Linked DNA regions of Mus musculus: region 2 is linked to region 1. Evidence: chromatin loops called from intact Hi-C (ENCODE). Cell type or tissue: gastrocnemius. All regions are shown on one strand.

Evidence for each region. Hi-C counts contacts between places; a loop is a spot of excess contacts. Peaks named below come from ENCODE experiments on the same cell type or tissue, not always from the same donor. Only the 100,000 strongest peaks of a DNase experiment are listed, where the experiment ranks them.
Region 2: a loop joins it to region 1, with 3 times the contacts of the local background. A loop is called at or near these places in 4 of 42 quality-filtered maps.

The regions. Positions count from the first base shown.
Region 1 is chr19:16,433,510-16,438,509 of GRCm38, reverse strand. Gna14 (guanine nucleotide binding protein, alpha 14) reads right to left here and starts at 2,843. Exons shown (of 7, transcript NM_008137.4): 1 at 1,693-2,843. The coding sequence starts at 1,816. In gastrocnemius, CTCF peaks have their summits at 2,871 and 3,515 (motif pointing left); DNase peaks (open chromatin) are centred at 1,755, 2,126, 2,547 and 2,869; H3K4me3 peaks cover 3,063 bases; H3K27ac peaks cover 1,577 bases.
Region 2 is chr19:16,555,866-16,560,865 of GRCm38, reverse strand. All of the region lies in intron 2 of Gna14 (guanine nucleotide binding protein, alpha 14), which reads right to left. Among named protein-coding and RNA genes, the nearest start is that of Gm41811, 25 kb to the left of the region's middle. In gastrocnemius, a CTCF peak has its summit at 2,700 (motif pointing right); no DNase peak of the experiment used is centred here; H3K27ac peaks cover 931 bases.

The DNA of each region.
Region 1 (5,000 bases):
CAGGAAGTACTTCAGGGAGCCAGAGTGGGACAAGAGGTAGGAAGGCCTGAGGGTTCAGTTACTGACGCTAAATGTGACTTATTTGTATGTCTAGGTCTGTCAAAGAGGCCTATTAGTAATACACTATGGCTCGGCTTGCTACATAATTTGCCTTACAAGGGGCCAGCCTCAGTATAGTCCTAACAGTCCTTCACACGAATCTAAATATTTCCGAGTGAACTAAAGTTTAGTCTGCCCTTGACAAGAGACCGTATCCATCTGAACTCAAATGAAGGCATAGTTAATCATCTTAGTGTTCACGTGATACTCCACACTTGACAAACTGAACTTGATGACAGACTGCAGGGTTCAGCTAGAGTTCCCAGGCCTATTCCAAGTCTGGGTGAACAGCCCTGACCCCAGGGGTGGAAAGTGGCCCTTCCTTCCCATCCCCACCCCACACTCCACCCACTGTAGGAACCTCGTAGGTATAGCTGTGGACCTCAAGCTACTGTCCCCAGCGTCTTTACAGCCTCAGCAAACAGCTTTCCTTGGTGCTTACTCCCCTAATCAGGTCTCTCCTCACTGGCTTATAGTAAGCTAGGAGTCCTTTTGGCAGGGACTTTCCTCTGGCCTTAGAGAAGAATCAGGAGTGTGGAATCTGGGTGGTCAGCCCTTTGAACTTGCAGGTTTAAGGAAAACCAAAGGAGGCCCTTTAAACTCAGCAGTAGCCAGTTACATAGTGGAGGGCTTGCTCGGGTGTGAAGGCAGTGCAGGCTAAAAGCCCTCTCCTTCAGTCAGTCTTCAAAAGGGACTGCTTAATTAAATAATTAAACAAATGGTGAAAGAGAGGACTCCAGCCTGAAAGGACAGAGGAAATGCAAGCAGCTATTTTGGGGGTGGGGATGGGGGTGAAAGAAAAGGGCCAGTGTCCAACAATGGATGGGGGCTGAATGACACTCTACAGGCCAGAAGAAAGAGATCCTTGCCTTGGGGGAATTAATCAGACTTTAAACTCTTCTCTCTTTGTTTTAAAAACACTTCTTCAAAGGCCTTCTAAAAGCCTAAGGAGGCACTGGTAGAGATAGCCTGGACATTGAAGTTAAACTAAGGTGGGCCAAGGGAGACTTAAAGCTACTCTCTTGATGCAGGCTCCGGTGTCATCAGCAGAAGGTCCTGGTGTCAGAAGAGAGAATAGCAGTAGGGGTGTCACTTCCGAGGCGCACTTGCTATCATTTTCCCCTTTTCTCCAGTTTGTCAGTTTCTAGGGTTTCCTCTACAGTGAGGACAGAGCCTTCCCACCATGACCATACCTGGCAGGTAAAAACTATGCTGCACGTGGCCCCTGCAGTCAGACCCTCAACAAGAACCGAACCTAAACTGCGAGGCAGGCCGTTCCCCACCACCCACCAACAACTAAGTTTGGGGGTTCCCGCAGCAGCCGCCTGCTGGGAGCCCAAGGGCAAAAGCGAGCAGGCCCCGGGTTGGGGGGGGGGGGAGAGAAACTGACAAGGGTCCAGGAGTTGAGCCCTGGCCTGCTCTGAGATATCAGGAGTCTACGATCGAAGGTGGCCCAGCTCCCCAGGTGCAAAAAGACCGGTTCCCTGAAGGGACATAGAGAAACTCAGCACGCCACCCGGCAGGCTTGTTGGGACGGGAAAGAGCCGGGACGAGAACACCAGAGCTGCGCGCTGGATAAAGGCGGCCACTCACCCAGCAACAGCAGCTTGAGCTCCCGGCGCGCGTCCTTCTTGTCGCGGCGAAGCTGCCGCTCGATCTCCGCGCTGATGCGCTGAGACTCTTTCTCCTCCGCAGACAAACAGCAGCAGCCGGCCATGGCTTGCCACCTCGACGGAGCGACAGGGACCTGGAGCTTAACGCCCGGCCGCGCGGATTATCCGCGCCAGACGCAAGGTTTGAAGAGGAAACCACCTGAACCAACTATGGTATGGAGAAAGAGGCTCGGATCTCCTAGGCTAACGCTTTCTCGAAGGCAGTTCCGAGGTCAGGCGAGTCCTGAGCGCTTGTGTGGTCCGGGATCAGGCACCCAACCCCGCGCTTGGGAGGGAGAGAAGAGCGAACTGGGCAGTGTGATTGGCGCTGTCTCCAGAAGATGTGCGTCCCCGGACACTGTAGCTGGGTACCCAGGTAGGCAACGCACACCGCGAATCAAAAGTTGGGGCGTCGGTGCTGCTGCTAGAATGGTCTCTCCGGGACTGTAGGGTGTCGCAGGCTAGCAGCAGGTGTGGCCTGGCTTGCAAATAAAGGGCCAGCTAGTCCCTGTTTGCAAAGTTCCGAAAACCTCAACCCGTAGACTTTTGCGGAATGGAAGGTTCCTCCAGCACTGACCGCTCTATGTGACAGGAGGGGGCGGAGCGTCTCGAACCTGCAGCCAAGGCTGCAGGAGTTGCCTGAAGTCCTACCCCAAGCCGACGGTGCCTGGGGACAAAGGATAGCAACAAGAGGCTGGGTCGCAGAGTAGTCTCACACCTGCCTCCTTGGCGGTGGCGCCCTAGTGCAGGCAGGGCCACTTGCCAAGCTTGCTGTAACCAGCAGACACTGGCTGCCAGCCCCCTTCCCGCTGCCAGATCCGGGTTCCGACAGGTGAGGGAGTTTCGTCAACTCCCAGCCTCAGTGCCAGGGGTGGAGGCAGCGCACTAGCAGACCCGAGCCAAACGTCTGCAGCCCGTTCACACACCGCATGCCAGCAGCTAGGCTCAGGCCTCTTTTCCCACCTGAGGCTGAGCTTTGCCCACCAGCTTCTCCACCGCTCACACTTGGGGTTTCTAGACTGGCTCCCTCTGCTTCCCGGATGCCACAACTCAATTTGGGCTTAGTGCAAGCCTTGGGTCAGCTTGTAGTTTGCCTGCCTAGTGCAGATGGGCCTGCTGGCTGGCGTAGGAACTGCAGCTGCCTTCCGGGGTCTGGCAAAAGAGCAAAGGGCTAGTTAACGCCTCCCAGCCGGTCCTACCTCCTGGCACCGGATGAGGGGGCCAGGGACTGGAGGGGTGAAGGAAAACGGCTGGCTGCTTTGCATTTGATGATGGAAAAGACTTCTGTTTGTAGAAAGAGTTGGCACCTTCCCGGCACACCTGGCCAGTTCCCTGCCCAGCCCTGCAGCCAGACTGCCGCCTCGGGACAGCTCCTGGAACTCTGCGTGTGGATGTAGGAAATCTGAAAGAACCCCTGACAACTCAAATGCACAAAGTTTGCACAAAGCAAACTACTCTGATTTTGTCTGTGCAGATTTAAAGGTGCGGATAAGGGATCCTCGGGACCAGAGCAAATCTTCTTTGCCTTCTATTCAAGTTGGCATATGACATGTGCACGGTTACGGAATCAGACGCTAATTCTTCCTCCGTGAAGAGCAATGGAAGCAGAAGTGGGGCGCTGTGGTCATTATATAAGAACTTGGCAGCTAATGTTATCTGGCTGCTAAGTCTTATTTACTTTACAGTTTAAGAAGTGCGGACCAATCAGGCTTTAAAATGCCCTGTATTTTAGTATCCTTCCAAGCATAATTGACGACAACAGTGTCCCCTACTGGAAAGTTTCTGGATTTTTTTTCTCTCTGTAATCTGTCACCCACTTTTCCCTTTAGCTCCTACAGGTGTTGAGAACACCACCATTGGCTCCTCAAACTAACATCTCAATCACGGCTTTTAGTCTTCCACAGATATTAAAACCAGAGCAAATCTGAATTCCAAGTTAACTGGAATAACTGACCTGTTCAGTCTCCAGTTACTAGCCTTCCAAAACAGATCCTGACAGATCGTCCCTGGCGAACTTGGCGGTACCTACCGGAACCCTTGGTACCTACCGGAACCCTTCAGTGTTCCCATTCATTTGATCAAACCCGTATTCCTTGTATAGGACACGGTGCTGAAGAAGTCCCACAGGTTTATAAGCAAAGATCTCTATCTTCAGCTAACAATACAAACTCAATGAGTAAAATGTCAACAGCAGGAAATAAGCCAAATTAACTATGTTTGGTCCACATAGGACAATATTATGTATCCATTAAGGTGATCTATGAGTAACATTATGTCCCAATGAATAACACCTTAGGATGTTTGGGTGAATGACAGCCTGCATACAGCATCGTGGTGTCACCATCTACCTCAGGGCTGGGGATGTAGCTCAGTGATAAAGCCCTCTGTGCATTTAACATCCAGCACTGGAAAAAAAATCATACCTTCCAATGATAGCATAACCATTCTAGCTTGTATAAGAACACTTGGAAGCATCCATATGCCATTGTAGCTGAGTAGCCACGAACTCAGTACACTGCATTCCCACCGTTCACTCATGACGACAGAAGAACAACAAACTGGGGAGAATCTTCAAAACACATCCGGCAGAAAAGACAAGGCACAAACATATAAGCAGTACAACGGAAATGGTATGGGGAGAATACACACCTGCATTTTTAAGAGCATAGAGTACTTATATCAGGAAGGTTAGCTGCTCTGAGTCAAAACTGGCTGGCTGATTTTAAATTATCTGATAGAGGTACCCGAAGCCCCTCCCGTCATGTTTAGATTGCACTTTCCTTAACCGTGAGCAGAGCAATGGACTAGAATCCATTCAGGGGACTCACCCAACTCTAACATTTAATCATTTCTTCAATGATTTTTCACACTTAAAAAAAAAAAAAAAGGCAAGGGATTGTAGAGCTGGCTTAGCAGTTAAAAGCCCTGGCTTAGGACCAGGTTCCATTGCCAGCACCCACTAGGTGGCTCACAACTGTAAACTCCAGTTCCAGGGAATTCAACACCCTCTTCTTGCTTCTGCATGTGCTGCACACATGTGGTGTGCAGACATACATGTAGGCAAAATACCCATACACATAAAACACATTTTTAAAGATGTTAAAATAAATGTGAACTTTATTTTGGGGGACATCAAAAGCTCCTGAGAACCATACAACGGACAGCACAAGGCAGTTAGTTTCCTATTCCTGTACTTATTTGTTTCTCTTTCACATCATCTCTCAGACCTAGGGTACGAGATCAGGATGA
Region 2 (5,000 bases), 120 kb before region 1:
AGGCTGCCTATGCTCCAGTAAATGGTCCTGCATCAGTACTTATATGAGTACCAATTAGACTTGATGGACACTTTTTTAATGCAATAAAGGAGATGTGTTAGGGAGGGTCTAGAATGAGTTAGAAGGGGATAGTGGGGGGAAATTATGATATACACATATTGTATCCATGTATGAAATTCATAAAAATGTTTTTAAATGTATGAAAATTTACAATAAGAGTAAAGAAAACGGATACTCAAGAATACAGTAAGAACCACACCTGATGGAAAGAGTGATTTTTCAGTTAACATGGACATTGGAGTATTATGCTATATGACATTATTAACATGGACATTGGAATATTATGCTATATGACAATTTTCTGCTGCTCTAGTGGACTGACTCTTCCCTGCATGGAGACGGGCTCTGTGGGGCCAGCTTGCTACCCCCAGGGGCTCCTTATTCCTGCTGAACTTCCAATCATTGCCATCTCCAGCTGCGTCTAAAGTGCATAAGACAGTAGGACAGCCCTAGGAGTTCATGAAAGGGAGTCTTTGGATCTCGTGGTCTCTTCTAGTCTTCCTTATGTAGTCCTTCTACCTGTCACGACTTGTATAGCTTTGTACTGTGCACACTGTCTACAGTGTGGAGTTGTACTTAGCTGAAGAAATGGGGGAACTATATATATAGTCCATCTTACTGGAAGTGTAAGCCCCATTTTCTATTTAGTGATTAAGTACAGAATGTCCTGTTCTAGAGGTCAGTCTTGGGTTGATCTCCATATCCCATCAAGCTGTGATAAAAAGCAGCCTCATAGGTGATCCTCAAGGTGATGCAGATGGCAAAGAACATAAGCTGGAGACAAAAGCGCCTCTACGGTGAACAAAGGAGGGACATGAAAAATTATTATTTCAAAAGCTAACTTAGTAGCCAATAGGAAGCTCTAAAAGTGACCTTAGGAAATGCTCAATGCTAGTCCCCCTGCCTCCTTGTCCCTCTTCCCAGAGTCTATTTGCTTACTCTGATTTCTAAACAGGCTTTGTAGAATACAATAGTATCCGACTGGCTGAGTCAGGGCATAGGTGCATCCCTCCTACACAGGCCACAGAGCCAGAATTCCAACGCAGACATCAGCAGATGGGCCGTGCATCAAAGCAAACACGCATGCTGACCTCTTGTAAGATCCTATCATCCCTCTACCTGTCTTGCCTTGGAATAGCCATTGAACAGGCTTCATCACCCACTCTTGTTAAGTTTCCAGCCGAGAACTGAGAATTTAAACAATTTCCAGCTTGTGTAATGAGTAATGGAAATAAATCTTTTTCACCACCTTCTGTGAGAAATTCTTTTCACGGGCTCTAATAAACACTGTCACTGTTTGAAGCCTTAAATATCTGACTGTCTGCTGCAGACTACACAAACGCCATCTTAACTGTGTGGGACCCGCTCTCACGGAGAATCTGCTTTTTGTAAAATTTCAGCCTGCTTGGCTATCTCACAAGACCACATAGAGTGTTCTTCCAACAGCCTTTGGAACTGCCTTAAGAGGCAGGAGCTCCCCAAAGCCTCATCACCAAGTTTTCAGCCTGTTCCTAAGCAAGAAAAAGAACAAAATGTATGCCCCCAAAGGAAATACTGCTGCCACCACAGAACAAAACAATATACATCAAACCCACACTCATTTCAGTACCCCTGCTGGAGGAGGCTGTAGACTCTGAGCTATGGAGTTCTGGAATAAAAGGCTCTCAAAAGTCAACAGTCCCTGACCATTCATGCTCACCGATATCTGAGAAGATGTAGATTTAGAGATGTGAGTTGAAAGAAGAGGGTCTCAGGGACCCTCTCCTTGATGTAAGCCAAGCTCCTAATACAGCATCAATACATAGTGCACACTTGCTTTGTTGGGAAGTCCGGCCAAGGATGTGGTTTAGTGAGCAGCCTATACGTGAAGGTGTAAGCAGGCATTTTCAGATGGAGAATTTTTTTTTTACTTGATACTTGAATCAGACACTGTTTCAATGTTTATATTAGTTTTTAAAACCTCTTTAAATAAACTTGGCAGAGCCTCTTTGAATAACATCATGAGTCATCTAGTTATGTAGTACTCCCAAACCAAGCCAAATCTTAGTGGTCTTTCTCCTGGCCTAAATACAGTTTGCACAGCTCTCAGACGAGGGCTTCTAGAGGCCTATTGTAAATCACTAAGTCTCTGCAGCCAGCTCTCAGGAATTTTAGAGGCAGGATAAATCATAATTCATTCTTGCATTGTGATAACACACAGCCATGTCTGAATTAAAAATAAAATGTTAAAATCTTAAAAATGGATGGGTATGAATGAACCAATGAAGAAGCTACAAATTTTGAGTCACACACTGTTACTCAGAAACCTTAAGATCTAAAAGAGGCGGGGGACATAAGCCAGTATGTGGTTTCCCAACAGAGAAAGAACTACAGGGAGAGAAAGGACCACCATTTCTGCCTTATTTATTTTTGTATGTGGCTTGGAAATACATCATTCTATAAAAACATCATTACTACCAAACAATGCCCTTCTTTTAGCTAGGTGAGAGATCCAGAGTAACAAATACGTTTTCCTTTTTGTTTGTTTGTTTTTTGTTTTTAGGATTTTTTACTTCATTTGTGGATGTTTGTTGCGGGGGAGGGCGGTGGTGGGGATGGTATGCATTTGAGTGCTGTGCTTGCAGAAGCCAGCAGAGGGCACCAGGTCCCTCAGAATGAGCATTATAGGCAGGTGTGCACTTCATGGGGGTGATAGGAGCTAAATTACAGTCCTACGGAGGAGTCGTTTGTGTTCTTAACCAATGAGCCATCTCTTTGGCTCATTTTTTTCCTCCTTTATGTGAAATAGGTTAGACCAACTACCTTATACAAGTATAATGAAAGCCCTTTGTAAAGGTTAAAATGTTTTAAGTAAATCATTTAAAAATATATAAAGAATTAAAGGGAATTTATTTGAATAAAAATTAACCCAATGGATCAAAAAGATAATTTCCAAAGAAAATCGATGTAAAAATTATTCATGTATGTGTTAACTTTTTTGTTTATATTGTCTTTGAAATGCAGTTTATATTTTATACTTTATTTAACACATCCATATTTTAGACTAGGAGCCTTTCTGGGACTCAATAGCTCCATGGAGCTGGCAGGCAACGGGCTGGACAGCAAAGGGCAGAAATGAAGCTAAGGCTTATCATGGCAGATCTCTTCCCTTGGGCTATCACTGTCTTCCACCCTCTCCAAGACTCCTTTTCACCTATCCTGACATCACAGCACTTAGAGGAATGTCACCCTTATAAGTCACATGACATCCTGTTCTGAAGCTTAGACAACACATTCTAAATGAAAAGACAGGACCCAGGCTCATTCCCACTTCTCAACAGTAGAATGAATGGAGACACATGACCGCCAAGTTTTCAAGCCGTAACTACAACCCGAGTCTTTAAAAGCACCTCTGCACACCATGGCAGTGGCTTCCATCTCACTTTACCCTTAGAAATCACGACACAGAGCTTTGTAGCAAGGAAGAGAGAGCCCACTGAAGTCACAAGGAGAACGTCTGTTGCTTATACTGCTCCGAGGTCCCAATGGCTCGCTGGGGTGAGGGAGAGGTTAGGTCTCAAAAGGAAGTTATTTCCATGACTTGAAAGAGATTTTTGGTCCTCTGCCAAAGGCAGGAGAACCTTTTTAAAAATAAATCAATTCCTCATTTCCAAAGAACGACCATGTAGAGCATGTATGCTGGATCAAATGCCGTGACTGAGAAATGTCACCATCAGAGCCAAGAACACCCGAGTCCCGCCCCCACACCCCCTAGAACCTTACTGAGACTCATAAAAGACAGCTGTCTCTCTCCTAGTTTTCACTGAGTCTAACTGTATATACACTGTTTCTTGCTTTAGGAAGCAAACAAAGCATTACTCCAGCAATTACAAATTATATTCTGCCTTTTTTGATCTTTGAAAACAGGTTTTTGTTTGGTTGTTGTTGTTGTTTTGTCCTACGTTGTTTTGTCTCCCTCGGGATCCTTACTCTCATTTGGTGAGTTTAGTCATGTGAAAATCTCAAATGCTGGCAAATCTCTTGCCTCCTCTCTCATTCCTCTTGCTCTGCCCTCCTTGTATCTTTACTGACAATATCAATCATTACCATTGCCCCAGCCTCCATACACACTGAAGAAAGAGGAAAATGTAACTGGAATGTACATTTAGCACTACCAAGAATCAGGAAACATGATGTTTCTTCTCTTTATTTTAAAGTAGTTTGTGACGGTGGAGGTGATAAATCTGACATTGTCTTGCTTGCTTAGTGAAGGTCTTGTGACCTATGGGAGAGATAAGTATGGTCTGAGGTAAATCCAGGTGGGAAAATTAGTTCAATAAAAATATCTACAATGCGTACATGAATTTTTGTGTGTAAGCATGCATTACGTATGTGTTGTTGCATATATGCCTGCATGTTTATGTCTTTGTATCTCTACCTACAGTAAAGGGGAGAAATATCAAACAGCCAAGCAGCAGCCAGTTCATTTAGACATTAATTCTGACGTGCCCTCTGTTGAAGGAACCAAGTCTCCTTAGAGAAATGACTGTGTTCATGACAGGGCAAAGGAGCAGCAAAATGGCCTGGAAGAACCAGAATAGTAAGAGACATATGAAGAGTTTGACAGGGCTTCAACTGGCTGATGCCCACTGTCAAAGGAATAACCAGATGAAAGAGTGTAAGCTCGGTAAGTGGTTGCCTTTCAAGCAACAGGACCTGGGGTCTAACCCCAGATGATGTTTTAAAAACAAACAAACAAACAAACAAACAAACGAGACAGGTATGGTGGAAGATGCTTTGTAATCCTAGTATTGGAGAGCTGGAGGGAGACAGATTCCTGAGGCTCCAACAGCTTACTCTAATTTGTTATTTATAGGGAAGGGATGGAAGGAGGGGGGAAGGGAGAGGAAGAGAAAGAAGGAGGCAGGGGCGCAAGAGAGAGATTGGCTTTTTCCATTGCT